2 separate regions of the Homo sapiens genome follow, and region 1 is linked to region 2. A link is a loop called in an ENCODE intact Hi-C map of the cell type or tissue named here. Cell type or tissue: gastrocnemius medialis. All regions are shown on one strand. Links, peaks and the distances in the headings refer to the core of each region. The heading gives the core; the rest is flanking DNA.

The links. Hi-C counts contacts between places; a loop is a spot of excess contacts. Peaks named below come from ENCODE experiments on the same cell type or tissue, not always from the same donor. Only the 100,000 strongest peaks of a DNase experiment are listed, where the experiment ranks them.
Region 1: a loop joins it to region 2, with 2.2 times the contacts of the local background. A loop is called at or near these places in 1 of 110 quality-filtered maps.

Annotation. Positions count from the first base shown.
Region 1 is chr2:18,114,612-18,122,510 of GRCh38, forward strand. No RefSeq gene overlaps it. Among named protein-coding and RNA genes, the nearest start is that of KCNS3, 240 kb to the left of the region's middle. In gastrocnemius medialis, for the core only: a CTCF peak has its summit at 3,227 (motif pointing left); DNase peaks (open chromatin) are centred at 3,215 and 5,570; H3K27ac peaks cover 1,218 bases.
Region 2 is chr2:18,043,603-18,051,501 of GRCh38, forward strand. No RefSeq gene overlaps it. Among named protein-coding and RNA genes, the nearest start is that of KCNS3, 170 kb to the left of the region's middle. RefSeq lists an enhancer at 3,843-5,042. In gastrocnemius medialis, for the core only: no CTCF peak of the experiment used is centred there; DNase peaks (open chromatin) are centred at 3,255 and 4,509; H3K27ac peaks cover 2,397 bases.

The sequences.
Region 1 (7,899 bases), core at 1,338-6,337, 71 kb after region 2:
GCAGCATTTTGCTTCTGCCCTAGAAATCTGTGGAACTTTGAACTTGAGAGAGATGATTTAGGGTATCTGCGGGAAGAAATTTCTAAGCAGCATATCGTTCAAGAAGAAGCAGAGCATAAAAGTTTGGAAAATTTGCAGCATGACCATGCAATAGAAAAGAAAACCCCATTTTCTGAGAAGAAATTCAAGCTGGCTACAGAAATTTGCATAAGTAATAAGGAGCCAAATGTTAATCACCAAGGCAATGGGGAAAATGTCCCCAGGGCTTGTCAGAAACCTTCTTGGCAGCCCCTCCCATTACAGGTCTGGAGGCCTAGGAGCAAGCATTGGTTTTATGGGCCAGGCCCAGGGTCCCCCTGCTGTGTGCAGCTTAGGGACTTCGTACCCTGCATCCCAGCCACTCCAGCCATGGCTAAAAGGGGCCAAGGTACAGCTTGGGCTGTTGCTTTAGAGGGTGTAAACCCCAAGTCTTGGCAACTTCCATGTGGTATTGAGCCTGTGGGTGCATGGAAATCAAGAATTGAGGTTTGGGAACCTCTGCCTAGATTTCAGAGGATGTATGCAAATACCTGGATGTCCAGGCAGAATTTTGCTGCAGGGGCAGGGCCCTCATGGAGAACCTCTGCTAGGGCAGTGTGGAAGGGAAATGTGGGGTTGGAGCCCTATACAGAGTCCCTACTGGGTCACTGCCTAATGGAGCTGTGAGAAGAGGGCCACTGTCCTCCAGACCCCAGAATGGTAGATCCACCGACAGCTTGCACTGTGCACCTGGAAAACCTGCAGATACTCAATGCCAGCTGTGAGAGCAGCCAGGAGGGGGGCTGCACCCTGCAAAGCCCAAGGCCATGGGAGCCTACTTCTTGCATCAGCGTGCTCTGGATGTGAGACATAGAGTCAAAAGAGATCATTTTGGAACTTTAAGTTTTAATGACTGCCCTATTGGATCTCAAACTTGCATGGCTCCTTTGTTTTGGCCATTTTCCTATCTGGAGCGGATTTATTTGCCCAATGCCTGTACCTGTATTGTATCTGGGAAGTAACTAACTTGCTTTTGATTTTACAGGTTCATCGATGGAAAGGAGTTGCCTTGTCTAAGATGAGACTTTGGACTGTGGACTTTTGAGTTAATGCTGAAACGAGTTAAGACTTTGGGGGACTGTTGGGAAGGCATGATTGGTTTTGAAACGTGAGGACATAAAATTTGGGAGGGACCAGGGGCAGAATGATGTGGTTTGGCTGTGTCCCCACCCAAATCTCATCTTGAATTGTAGCTCCCATAATTCCCCCATGGTGTTGGAGGGAGCTGGTGGGAGATAATTGAATCATGGGGGTGGTTTCCCCCATACTATTCTCATGGTAGTGAATAAGTCTTGAGATCTGATGGTTTGATAAGGGGTTTCCCCTTTCACTTGGCTCTGATGTTCTCTCTTGCCTGCCACTAGGTAAGACATGCCTTTCACCTTCTGCTTTGATTGCGAGGCCTCCCAAGCCATGTGGAACTGAGTCCATTAGACCTTTTTTTCTTTATAAATTACCCAGTCTTGGTAATGTCTTTATCAGCAGTGTGAAAATGGACTAATATAGTTCCAAAGAAGGGGAAGACTTTATAACTGTTGAAACCTGATATAAATATTGTATAATATAAAAGCTACATAAGTATTACATAATAAAATTACCTAAAGGTACATAAAATGAGCTATATATATTATCAAACATCATTCATGGTTTTATTTGCTTTATAATAATGTAAAAACCTCACCTCCTTCATCAAGGGAGCAATATAAAAGACAAAATGAGTATCAGCTTGGGGCGGAAACTATTGCCATCATATCCAGATTATTTGTTTTTCCCTTCAACTAATTTCTACAAGTAGTATCTCTGGCAAGTCAGAGTAGTATCTCTGCCTCAATGACTCACCCACACCCGGATCCACACCGAGAGAGAGAAATTTGGAGAGAGCCACCTCCCTCTACCACCTCCTTTCAAATTGTTCTTTCCAAAACCCTAATCAGGCTCCAGACCCTTCAGAAAACCTTTCAGAAAATACTTTTCTTTTGCTAGAAATCCTTCTGCATGGTACAGGTTGAGTTCCCTCTTCCAAAATGCTTGGGACCAGAGTGTTTTGGATTTCAGATTTTTTTTTTTTTGATTTTGGAATATTTGCATTATACCAGTTCAGCATCCTTAATCTGAAAATCCAAAATCTGAGATGCTCCAATGAGCATTTTCTTTGAGCATCATGTCTGTGCTCAAAAAGTTTCAGAGTTTGGAACATTCTGGATTTCAGACTTTTGGATTAGGGATGCTTAACCCCTACCACATGATTGAATGTGCTTTTTTGATTAATTATCTCCTGTTTTGTTTTTGTTTTTGCCTTAGTATTGTCTTAGATACAGCGTGAGCTCCTGAAAGGCAGAAACCTTGTCATGTTTTTATACTCTCCTCCTTGGGCCCATGGAGTTTACAGAGCATCTAGGAAGTGCTCAAGGCACCCTCTGTGCTTGATTTGTTGGCCTTGTCTGTTTCCCTAATGGATGGCTGATGCTCAGACTCTGCATAGGAAGCCTCATGGTGCAGTAAGGTTTGTCCTCTGCTCAGACCAGGGAGGTGGTTGAGATCACGGGCCCTGGAGATGACTGCCTGGGTTCAGCTCTCTGTTCCACTGCTTACAAACAAACCATGGTAGCTTGGTCTAATGCCTAATGTCCTGTGTAGCATTTTGTCGTCTGTAAATTGGATGTGATAACAGTACCCACTAATTGAGTGGGAGTGATGATTTAATGAGACAATACATGTAACATGCTTTGAAGAATGTCTGGAGCGAAGTAAACACAACGTACATCTGCTACTGTTCACATTTGCTCCATTTTTCTGGAATCCCTGATCTACTTTCTTCCACAGGTCAAATGGCCTGTAAGATTTTCCATTTGCAGTGTTTAGGATTTCGTTGCTGTCTGGTCTTCAATTCAAGCTGCTCATGGCTCAGTAATGCTCCTGGCTAGAGGCAGATCACTGTTGGGATTCAGGCATTCCTTTGGATATCCCTGACAATAGTTGTGATAATTACAACAGCTGTTACAGTTTAATAAGTGGTTTCATAGCCTTAATTCCCCTGATCTTCTTTCAGAGCCAGGGCTGCCCCATATGGTTGTGCAGGTTGTACACTGCTCAGCTGCAGCAGGCACCATTTACTTTGTAGTCTTTGTGAAAGGCGCCCCCTAGAGCTCTGCAATGCAGTGCTTTCCACTGCCACATGATGGTGAACCTGCACACAGCTGCCGTATGAGGTTTGTGTTATTATTCTCATTTTTTGTTTCACTTTTTGTCTTTTTATTAGAGAGTTTAGTCAATTTACATTAAATGTTATCATCAATAAGAAAGAACTTACATCTGCCATTTTTTTATTTTTTTGGTTGTTTTGTGGTTTTCTCTTTCTTTTTTTCTCCCTGTATTAGTCTGTTCTCATGCTGCTAATAAAGACATACCCAAGACTGGGCAATTCACAAAGAAAAGGAGGTTTAATAGACTCACAGTTTCACATGGCTGGGGAAGCCTCACAATCATGGTGAAAGGCAGAGGAGGAGCAAAGGCATGTCTTATATGGGGGCAGGCAAGAGAGCTTGTGCAGGAGAACTGCACCCTATAGAACCATCAGATCTTGGGAGACTTATTCACTATCATGAGCATAGCACAGGAAAAACCTGCCCCCATGATTGAACTATCTTTACCTTGTCCCTCCCCTGACAGGTTGGGATTATGGGAATTACAATTCAAGATGAGATTTGGGTAGAGACACAGCCAAACCGTATCATTCCATCCCTGCCCCTGCCAAATCTCATGTCCTCACAATTCAAAATACAACCATGTCCAGGCAGAAGTTTGCTGCAGGGGAGGGGTCTCATGTAGAAACTCTGCTCGGGCAGTGCAGAAGGGAAATATGGGGTTGGAGCCCCCACACAGAGTCCCTACTTTGGCACTGCCCAGTGGAGCTGTGAGAAGAGGGCCACCAACCTCCAGACCCTATATTAAAAACAAAACTGTGGCTTAAGGGATTTTTAAAAATATAAAATACAAAGAAAAAGATTTTACCATAAGTCCACGAATGCTTCTAATAGTCTGTGTATTTTGTCAGTTACCAGGAAATTACCCTGGAGAGAAGCAAACAATCAATTTCAAACTGTTTGCCTTTATTGCATCTTCTTCTCCACCCTCGCATTGAGAAATGGAAAATCCAATAACTAATAAAGAGCACTGTAAAGTCCTTTCCCTTTGTCGAAAGGATTTAATCATTGGAGTGAACTCCACAAATATTTGTGCTGTAGATGAGAGAGTGAGTCAGCGAATGTGGTGTTTCCTTGCTCCAAGTCTCCTTGGAGTTTTCTACAGGGATTTTGGGTAACAGGGTAGCTCTGAACTGGGTAGATCTGTCTGTCAAGAGGAACGCTCTAGAAAGCTCAGGACTCTCCTGCACAGGGCTTAGCCCACTGTGCTCAGGCCCCTGGGGACTCAGCGGATGCATGACTGTTGAATTTGGAGCCTGTCTCTGGTCCCAGGGTTCTATCTGTGTTTGCCAGCATTCACTGGGATGTAGACTGAGGCTCAGACAATCTACCAGCTACCCATTTTCCATGGGAAAGCTTATCAATGTACATAGATAGAGGCTATTTTCAGAACTCATGGCTTTGATTGTTCCCATTCTCCCCTTGCAGTTTGCCTTTGAGTGGGGTCCGCCAGGGTCTCGGAAATAGATAACTGTTTCCTATTTTTCCCTGGTATCTGGCCTGCATCACAGGTCCTCCCCATCCAGCCGCTACATTACCTTTCCTAAAACACAGCGGGGAGTGTTTGACCTTTGTCAAACACTAATTACTTGAAAGAAGAAGTTTCTTAGCAGAATCTCAAAGCTCTTGATAATCCATAATCTGATCCCAGCTTCCTTCACACCAACCTCATCTCTGCCACGTGGTCTCCACAAACTTCCGCTGCACCAGACCATGTGTAAGTCTTAGCCTTCCTCCCTCTGTCCTGCACGGGCTGTGTCTTCTGCTGTGGTGCCCTGCCTTCTCTGCTTTTTCGCCTTCAGTAGCTTGTTCTCTTACGCTTAATATGGTCAGTACCAATTTCTCACACTTTTTTATGTGGAATCCATTCCAATTGAGAAAACATCTCTCTTTATAAATATTTCACCCTGCTGCACACCAGAGACAGTCAGCTTCCATGCATCTTTTAATCAGACTTCTCTTAGATGCTACTAAGGGTCCGTTTCTGTGTTTGAGTCTCTCTTCTCCAGTACATTACTAGGTTGTTGAGGGCAAGAGACATTATTTATACAACTCTGACTCCTTCATGGGAGTCAGGCCAGGCCTGGTGTATGACTTACCAAATTAAATTGAATTTCTAAACCATCTAAACATATTTCTTCCATGATGACAGGGGAGGTTAATTATGTGTGTTTATAAGTTGGCTGTTGCCAGGAGACACGGAGGCGATCACTTGTCAGCATTGCTCTTTGGAAATGAAACTGAAGGCAGTTGGAAGCTGGTGAACCGCTCTCTGGCAATTAGACTGGCAGGCTACCAAATGTAGCAATGGCAGGCAGGAGGCATCATCAGCTCTTACCCTGTGTCTCTGCCTGGCTTTGTTCCCAAGAGAATGTCCAACCAGAGCTGACACTGGGAAGCTCATAGATTCAGAATGCTATCACCAATTCAGGACAAAGATGGCAGTGGGGAGAGGAGCCATATATCCTACCAGCTCCTGGGATGGGTTAGTGCTGCAGCTTCGGTGGAATTCATGTGACCCCAGAGGGATAGATAGGGACAAGACAGACATTATCTTCTATGGAAGGCTCCAGGTGGGCCACACACTTGGTCCTCACTGAGGTAATCATTCCATCCAGCAATGCAGCTCTCTGGCAGTTGCTTTGTAGCCTTTCCCTTGAAAAAGGCTGGGTAAGGACTGACTTGGTCTCAAGTCACTGTCTTAGATGCCTTGCATCCCCTTCCTCCTTTAGTTGTTGGAATCCTCACTCTCTTTTGCTTTCAGGAAAATGCTCTCCAGTCCCTCCATTACAAACAGAAGTTTTGAAAGAACAACAACAACAAAAAAGCTCTCCCAGGGGAGTTTACATTTTGACTGAGAGTAAACTAAACAAATAGTGCATAAGTGGTTGAATTCAGAGCAGCAAGCATCAGAAAAAGGAAATCTGGGAGAGGACTGCATGGCATTTATGTTACCATTGAAATCACACCATAGATTGGCTTCTTCCTTAATCTATATGTACAGAGGCATCTGTCTACCACACTTATTGACATATTGAAAAGATTCAATAGATGTTTGCTGAACTCAGCTGTTAAATTTTAGGAAAATAAACCTGACCATGTTTTAAGATCCTCTACTGGTACTGTAGCATTATGAAGGTTAAAAAGAACGTAGGAATAAATGCTTTCTGGCTCAACTGCTAGACCAACTGACAAGACAGACAGAGAGGAAGCAATAATACTAGCAGCAGCAGCAGTAGTAGTAATAATAATCATAACAGAAGAAGAACATATAGGGAAAAAGCTTCTTGACATTGGCCTTGGCAATGATTTCTCGGATATGAAACAGGCAACAAAAGCAAAAATAGATGAGTGGGATTATATGAAACTAAAAAGCTTCTGCAAAGCAAAGGAAATAATCAATGAAATGAAAAGACAACCTAAAAATGCGAGAAAATATTTGTAAACCACATCTGATAAGGGATTAACATTCAAACCATAAGGAACTCATATAACTCAATAGCAAAAAATCAAATAATCAGATTAAAAAATTGATAAAGGAACTAGTAGACATTTCTCTAAAGAAGACATACAAATGGCCGACAGATATATGAAAATGTACTCAACATCACTAATTATCAATGAAATGCAAATGAAAACCACAATAAGATATCACCTCACACCTGTTAGATTGCTTATTCTCAAAAAGATGAAAGGCAAATGTTGGTGAGGATATGGATAAAAAGGGAACCCTGTACGCTGTTGGTAGGAATGTAAATTGGTGCAGCCACTATGGAAAATGGGTATGGAGGTTTCTCAAAACAAAAACTAAAACTAAAACAAACATACCAAAAAAAAAAAGCCCCCAAAACAACCTAACATTAAACCTACCCTGTGAACCAGCAGTCTCTCTCACTTCTGGGTATATACTCAAAGGAATTAGGATCTTGAAGAGATGTCTGTACTCCTACGTTCATTGTAACATCACATCACCCAAGATGTGGAAGCAACCTGAATGTTTATTGATGGATGAATGGTTAAAGAAAATGTGGTATATGCATAGAATGGAATATTATTTGGGGCATAAAAAGAAAAAAAAATCCTGTCATTTTCAACAACATGGATGAACCTGGAGGGCATTGTGTTAAGTGAAATATGCCAAACACGGAAGAACAAATACTGTATGATCTCACTTATGTGTGGAATTAAAAATAGTCAAACTTATAAAAGAAGAGAATAGAATGGTGGTTGTCAGGGGTCGGGGGGAGGCGGAAACTGGAGTTACTAGTCAAAGGCTACTAAGATTTAGTTACACAAGATGAATATAGATCATAGAGACCCACTGCACAGAATAATGCCTATAATAGACAAAACTGTATTGCATACTTAAAATGTACTAAGAAAGATCTTATATTAACTGTTCTTATTACTACTACTACTAATAAATAAAGATGGTGGAGAAGACTTTTGGAGGTGATGGATATGTTTATGGCATGAATTTTGGTGATGGTTTCACACATGTGTGCTTATTTCCAAATGCATTAAGTTCTATACATTGAATATGTACAGCTTTCTGTATGTCAATGATACCTCAATAAGGTGGTTAAAAAATAGTAACTTCCATTTTTTGAACAGCTAC
Region 2 (7,899 bases), core at 1,430-6,429:
ATTTGAGTTTAATTTTTCTATAATTATAAATCACATTCCTGGATTTTGTTGATAAAGTTTTATTTAATGTATCCAAGTCTGGTGACTAACATGGCAAAGTAATATAGCAAATATTTGAAGTCAGAAGGCTGACTCTAGGCTTTGAGCAAGTCAATTACCCTCTCCAAGGGTCAGTTTCACTGGTAGAATTGGGATAGTGATGCACCCACCTTACAGGATTGTCAGATGAATTACGTGAGGTGGTTGGGAATGGACTTTTTGGTCTGCCAGGTGGGCTGTAGAGGAATTCTCGCTCTGGAGATGAGGAGGTTAGGGGCCTGGGATGGACAATTGAAAAGGTCCTTCCCAGCACTGCTATTTGTAGATTTATCATTTGTCTCCCACATTTTCTCTTTGGTTGGACTAAGATTAAATTTCATGTGTTTGTTGCATATGTGCATATATCTGTCATCCTGTCTAAGACTCAACCTTTTTTGGCACCATGGGTCTGTTTGGTACTCTGGTGAAGGTGATCAGTCCTTTCACAGAATACTGTTTTTAAATACATAAATACATAAAATAAAACATTAGGCTGAACAAGAATAATTATATTGAAATATAGTTCTATATATAGATCTACTGGGGACTCATGGACTACAGTTAAAAATGTTGGGTGTCTCTGCCAGGCGTGGTGGCTCATGCCTGTAATCCCAGCACTTTGGGAGGCCAAGGTGGGAGGATCACGAAGTCAAGAGATTGAGACCATCCTGGCCAACGTGGTGAAACCGTATCTCTAGTGAAAATACAAAAATCAGCTGGGTGTGGTGGTGCATGCCTGTAGTCCCAGCTACTTGGGAGGCTGAGGCAGGAGAATCGCTTGAACCTGGGAGGCGGAGGTTGCAGTGAGCTGAGATTGCGCTACTGCACTCCAGCCTGGTGACAGAGTGAGACTCTGTCTCAAAAAAAAAAAAAAAAAAAAAAAAAGTTGGGTGTCTCAAAAATTTAAAATCCAGAATGGAACTTAAGAGTCACAAATTTCTTCATTCTCACTTTACAGATGAAAGAAGATGTGATTCCCAAAGACAGTTCCCTCAACTTGGTTCAGAATCAAATAGGGAGTTTTATTCGGTGGGTATGCACAAGAACACGATAGTTCCATTGACAATCTTTCCAGCCACAAATTTTTGGAATTATTTGTGCCTTGGCTCTTGTTTCTAGCTCAAGACACTGTAGACTTGCTGGATTGAATGCTATTTGGAGAGATTTACCAGTTGATCATTTCAACCCAAAACGGAGATCACAAATGGAGACTTCCTAAATATTCAGTACACCCCTCCAAAGTGCACTCGCTCCATCAAGGTTATCCTAGTATTAATTATTCATAGGCAGAGCACTGACAAATTCTAATTGCAAATAAGTGCAATTGCTGTTGATTGCATAATTTATGATTCCATTTGTTAAACTAAGACAATGGGAGTTGATGAAAGGCATTAAGTGGCCCCAAATTAAAGGTAAATTGGGTTCAAAGGCTTGTCTTTCTGTGAATGTAGCTTGAAGTTGTCTGCTTTCCTGAGACCCTCTCACACACTGGTGATTTATGTACCAGGTAAGCTGTGTTACATCAAATCTTGTGTCTGGCTGGAGATGCTTCAGTCTGGGCTTCCTGGAGATCTGCACTGCAGCCTGTGGTGAGATGGCCTCTTGCCTCAGTGAGGCTCTGCCATCTTTCTCTGAAGCTCAGGGCCTGGCCTCTGTGGCTTGGCTTCAAGACAGCCTGATTGCATAACTTTGTCTGCATTGCTCTGACACTTTGCTGAGGGGACTTTGGACAAGATGGCAAAATTGGCACTGGAGTTCATTGGAAATGATTTCCTTGAAAATGAGGCAAATGCTTTTCTTTCCATGTGACAGACACTCCCACGGATCAGCATCTCACAGAGGTTAAGTGCAATCTCTGCAATTGCTCACTGCTCTTCCTAAGAATAATACAAGACAAAGACTGTACTGAAGATGGAATCTTTTGCATAGTAAATCTCAAGATAAGTCTGTTAAATAAAAGGTGGTTTGAAAGGAGATTATTTATGGGGTGTGCAAGGAGGAATTTGATATTCAAGTTGTACATTGTGAGAATTCATTGCAAGAGGTCTGACTTCCCTTTCTTTGAATATATAGAGCTGGTATTAAGAAACATTTGGACTTTGAATCTTACAGATTTGTTCTCTAAAGATTAAATTTCATATATGCACAAAAGAAGAGCCCCAAAACAATGGACTTTGATATAACTGCATTTATACCATGTACTGTGATTAATTAATGAGGAAGTGATGGGCTCATTAACTTCTGATTATGTGTCTTGTGCTGCAGTGGGACAAACCATTGACCCAGACTGGTGACCGTCTTGATAACATCAGTAAGATGGCCTTTGCCATTAAAATTCTGGAACTAATGAGTACAGAAAAATGGAAGTTTACTCTGCTTAACAAATAAAACGTTGTTTATTGGTTCACTGGAGTCAAAGGGATCAGTAGATAAGTCCTATTCTTGTATGAAAATGGTGAAAAGTTGAAGTTGGGCAGAGCCTAAGATGCAGTGAGTACAACATAGAAGGGAAGGCTGGAGAATTATGCAAAATTTGGAGGGTTATGGATGACATGCTTGGACTTGATCCTGTAGTTAATAGTTATTCATATGGTACTTTTAGGCAGGAAAATTATAGCATTAAATTTCTGTTTCAGAAATATCCCTCTGGATGCTTATGCAGAGAATTGATCGGAGAGAGCGAGCTTGGAGGCAGAAAAGCCATTCGGGAGTTGAGGCCACAGTCTAGGAGAGAGATAATGCTATCCAGCCCGTGGAAGTGGCAGTGGGTATGGGGGATGGAGAGGAAGAGACAGATGGAGAGGCATTTTCAGTGTCAAATTGACAGAATGGGTTGGACTGGCATGCCATGGCCATGTCTTAGAAACTTTAAATAACGTTTGTGGGAAAAATAAACCAGAGCTTGTCCCTTATACAGAGGCCAGGGCTGGAATCCCAGAGGAGATAGAATATGGCTCAAGGGACAGCTACCAATGGAGTGGGAAGTCCTGATATTCTGAGGCTGGGTTGTAGCCCTCTGTCACCACAAAGGAGACCAAGAAGGGGAAGTGATTCACTCAAGGTCACTTGGCAAGTTAATTACACTCTTGGCTAAGCCTTCTGAGCAGAATGGGAGCTGCTTCCAAGAAGTGCAGATGCTCAGTGGTCTGGTGGCTGCCTCTTCTGGATTCCTGGTTTGAGCTCTCACAAGAGCTCTCCTTGCCCTCCCTGGACTGGGCCCTTATCCTGGGCTCACTGCTCTATCTTTCAAACAACTCTGCCTTTTACCTGCAGTTTTGGGGTGGCCCAGGCGATGGGGTGGAGCTGAGGAGGTAATCCTGCCTGGGAGTGAATGCCACTGTGTGTGTGCACGTCCATGTGTCTCTGGAATGCTGACAGCACTGGGTTGTCTCTTGCCTGAGCATCACTTGACCATCCTGCTTTAAACCGGAGGAGAAATTCTATCAAATGCAAGCCCACTCAGAGCTTGTTTCCTTCTTTATCCTAAATAATTTCAAAGTGCTTCAAGCAGTTTTATAAAAGCAAAAAGCAAGCAGCTGATTTCATTTGGCGACACAGAGGGCTAAATTAGGTCATATTATGTTAGGTCATTCCCAGGGCTAATTAACTGATTGTCCTCATGGTGGCCCAAGGAGTCAGCTGTGCTTGCAGCTGTGCCTAACATAGACCTACTCTGTTAACGCATTCTGGTTTTGCTTTCTGAGGTTTCAGTTACCCATGGTCAATGGCAGTCTGAAAATTTTAAGTGGAAAATTCCAGAAATAAACGATTCATAAGTTTTAAATTGTCTGCCATTGTGAATAGCATGATGAAATCTCATGTAATCCTGCTCTGTCTTGCCGGGGACATGAATCCTCTCTTTGTCCAGTGTCTCCATGCTCTCTACCCTCCCCACCTGTCACTTTGTAGCCCTCTAGGTTGTCAGATCAGCTGTCACAGTATGGCAATGCTTGTGTTCAAGTTACCTTTATTTTATTTAATAATGGCCCAAGGTGCAAAAGCAGTGATGCTGGCAATTTGAATATGCCAAAGAGAAGCCATAAAGTGCTTTCTTTAAGTGAAAGGTGAAAGTTCTCAACTTAATAAAGAAACAAAATCATATGCTGAGGTTGTGAAGAACTGCAGTGAGAACAAATCTATTTGAGAAATTGTGAAGATGGAAAAAGAAATTTGTACATAGTATATATAGGATCTCATACTCTATGTGGTTTCAGATATCCACCGGGGGTCTTGACACATATCCCCCATGAATAAGGGGGGACTACTGTACTCACAGTCTAATGATTTGTTCACAGGGGATTTACATCATTTGATCATCTCAAAAGCCTTGTGTGACAGGTGAGATTATGAACTGTTTCATAACGGAGGAAACTATGGCTCAAGATTAAGTCATGTGCCTCAGGGCACATTCCAGCCACTCCCTGCCCCCAGACTGCCAGGCCTCTCTGAGACTATTAAATCCTCCCTTGGCACTCCACCAACCTATCTCTCTGTGAACTGAGCATTCGATGCTGCTAACATGCCCTCCTCAAAACATTCCACCCCTGTGACTTTCATGACACTGTACCACCCCCTCTGTGCAGTTCAAGGGGGACACTGGATAAGATGATTTTCTCAAAAAGTCCTCAGAACGTCTTCACCTTCTCTGGCTTCATTATCTTGGTGTAGGACGCTACCACCGCCACCACCGCCTTCCCGTTCTCTTCTTCCTCATCCAACATTTCTGGAAACTGGACCAGTGCTCCTTCCAAGTCCTTCTGTATCCGGGCTTATCACTGTAATGGATTAGTCAGGGTGAATAGGGGTTTGGTGCTGGGGTTCTCAACACCGAAAGTAATTCTGGCTACACTGGAATGCATTTTTTTATTAGTCAGTACACAAATGTATACATAGTCCATTTGTTTCCCAAATTAAAATATTTCACAGTGTTTAGAAACAGAAAGTGAACATCAGAATTCTGTGAGGGTATATTTATGGAAGGATGGATTTTTGCAAGAAACATTTGATATGCTGTACTATATTACCTGCTTTAGCTGCCATAACCAAGAACCACAGACTGGGTGGCTTAACAAACAGAAATGTATTTCCTTATAGTTCTGGAGGCTTGAAATCCAAGCTCACGGTGCTGGTGAGTTGGCTTCTCCTGGGCCACTCTCCTTGGCTTTGGATGTCCCCAGCCTTCCCCTGTGTCTTCATATGCTCTTCCCTCTGTGTGTGTCTGTGTCCTAGCCTCCTCTTCTGATGAGGGCACGAGAACCCAACCTGATGTTTTCATTTTAACTTAATTACCTTCTTAAAGACCTTAAACAACTCTGCTTTTTACCTGCAGTTTTGGGGTGGCCCAGACGATGGGGTATGCAGGTATGTTTTAAAGACCTTATCTCCACATAGTCACATTCTGAAGTATTGGGGGTTAGGATTTTAATAAGTGGAATTTGGGGGACACAGTTCAGCTCACAACATATATAGTGTATCTTTTCCAGATAAAAGCAAACACTGTAAAAATATAAATATAGATTAAAAGATACAAGCACAATATTTTTCTGGATTTGCTCTTCTGGGTACTATAGATTGCTTAGCATAACAATCATTTTTATACATTTTTCTTTCAAAAGTTATTATTCTCAAACAGCGGGGAAGGGGTGGAACCTGGAAAAGGTGTTGATTAGGTGGGATGATGGGTCTCACCTGACACATGAAGCCAGGGCTGATGGGCTGATGTGGTGGGTGCTGTATCCAATGGCCTCCTAGAAGAACAGGTGTGCCTGCTGCAGCAGCCTGGCCTCAGGTGGGGCTCTTCTCAGTGTCCCACTGGTTCTGGGCCCTGGGCACATGGGCCTGCAGAGATTAAATGGGGACTGCTGGAGCTCACGTTTCCCGTTGGCTGGGTCCTGTGCTTGGCTGTAGGAGACTCAGGCAGGAATCCACTTGATCCTGACCCTCGGGGCTCACAATACAATGGTAGAGACTTATCTGTCTGAGAAGATAAGAAGTGAGAAGTGAGAAATGAGTTCAAGACCATGCTGTGGGAGCTCGATGAAGGTAGGAGCCAGTTTTACTAGAGGCTGACCCCCTTGCCTGCTCTGACACACAAGCTAGGAAAGCTATGAAAGTTCAGAGGTCACTCCCTCTGAACAAGGCACTGACTCTACCCTTACTGAATTTTACTAATCACCTGTGATTAATGTGGACATCTTTCTGTTTCATAAATAAGAAAGCTGAAGCTGAGAGGATTTTAAATTTTCTTATGTCACACACCTGGATAGTGGCAGGTCATCTACTCAAAAGGTGTTTCTGTTTAAAAAAAAAAAAATTCCACTTGTATTTAACTGTGAGAGGTGTTCATAAACCATAGCTTTGCACACAAGTGTAGACCCACAATCCAGATACAAAGAGAGGATGTGTGATAGGAACACCGGAAGAATCATTCTGTCTCTGCTCCAGTCAGAGACCCAGAAGCGCTGGGTGTTTCAGCTCTCTCCAGCCAGTGGTGGTGACTCCTCAGGTAAACTGGAAAGTCCTGAATTCCATAGGTGGCTCAGACAATCTGCTTACTTGAGTGAGAGTGAGGCACAGTGGCCATTTGCCGAGGCGTGCCACCCTCACTCCAGGAAGGGGCAACTTTTCCTTGTGTCAGCTGCTTCCTGGGTATCTGGATATGAAAGAACCACAGGATCCTCGGATCTCAGGTAGGGGCGCTGCCTCTTTAGTTTCTATTAGAGGTCATTGCGATGAAAAGGCCAAGAGCTTTGAAGTCAGATGGATCTTTTTCCGTGTTCTAGTTCGACTATTTTCTAGCTGTGTGAGCTTGGTCAGGTTCCTCATCTTCTTTGACTCTGTTTTCTGATGTGGAAAATGTGGCTCTTAGAAAGATTTTAAAGTAACACATAAAAATCCCAATAACATTATAATGACTACTATTCGTGTTATTATCTGAGAGATGGAGGGAGTCACTTATCTCAAACCCTCAATTTTCACATGCAGAAATTAAGGCTCATAGAAATTGTGTGCCTTCTCTATTTTTTTTTTTTTTTGAGACTTTTGCTCTGTCGCCCAGGCTGGAGTGCAGTGGTGCAATCTCTGCTCACTGCAACCTCCACCTCCTGGGTTCAAGTGATTCTCCTGCCTCAGCCTCCTGAGTAGCTGGGACTACAAGCATGCACCACCACGCCCAGCTTTTTTTTTTTTATTTTTAGTAGAGACGGGATTTCACCATGTTGGCCAGGATGGTCTTGATATCTTGACATAGTGGTCTGCCTGCCTTGGCCTCCCAAAGTACTGGGATTATGGACATGAGCCACCACGCCTTGTCAATTGTGTGCATTTTTTAAAGTCACGGGTAAGACTCAGAAGGGCTGGGACTTAGGAAAACAAAGTGTTTTTATGTTTCTTTTTGTAAAATCTTGCAATCATGTACTGGGATCTCAAACTTCTACCATGGCCCTTGCTAAGAATGTCTTTTTTCCAGCACATCTGGCCCCCTTTGGTCTTCTCCTCTCTGGGCCCCACCGATCTCCCTGCTCTATTTTCTCACCACCTTCTCCATCTCTCATGCCCACCCCATTGCTTGGTCCAGGGAGGTTCCTCTAAATTTTTAAGGATGGTGGAGGCAGAGAGTCATGTTCCTTATCACAATGTTTCTGCCACATTTTGCCTTGCCTGAAGGCCTCTTAGGCTTTTGGAAAGCAAAGTCGAGTCCTTTTCTGGTGGCCCTGTTACATCCCTTCTAGATGTAACTGAGTATCAAGTGGAGGAGCTGCTTCATTAGTTTCTGTAGCACCACAGAAGCAAAGTAATCAATATTGATAACAGCTGCTATCT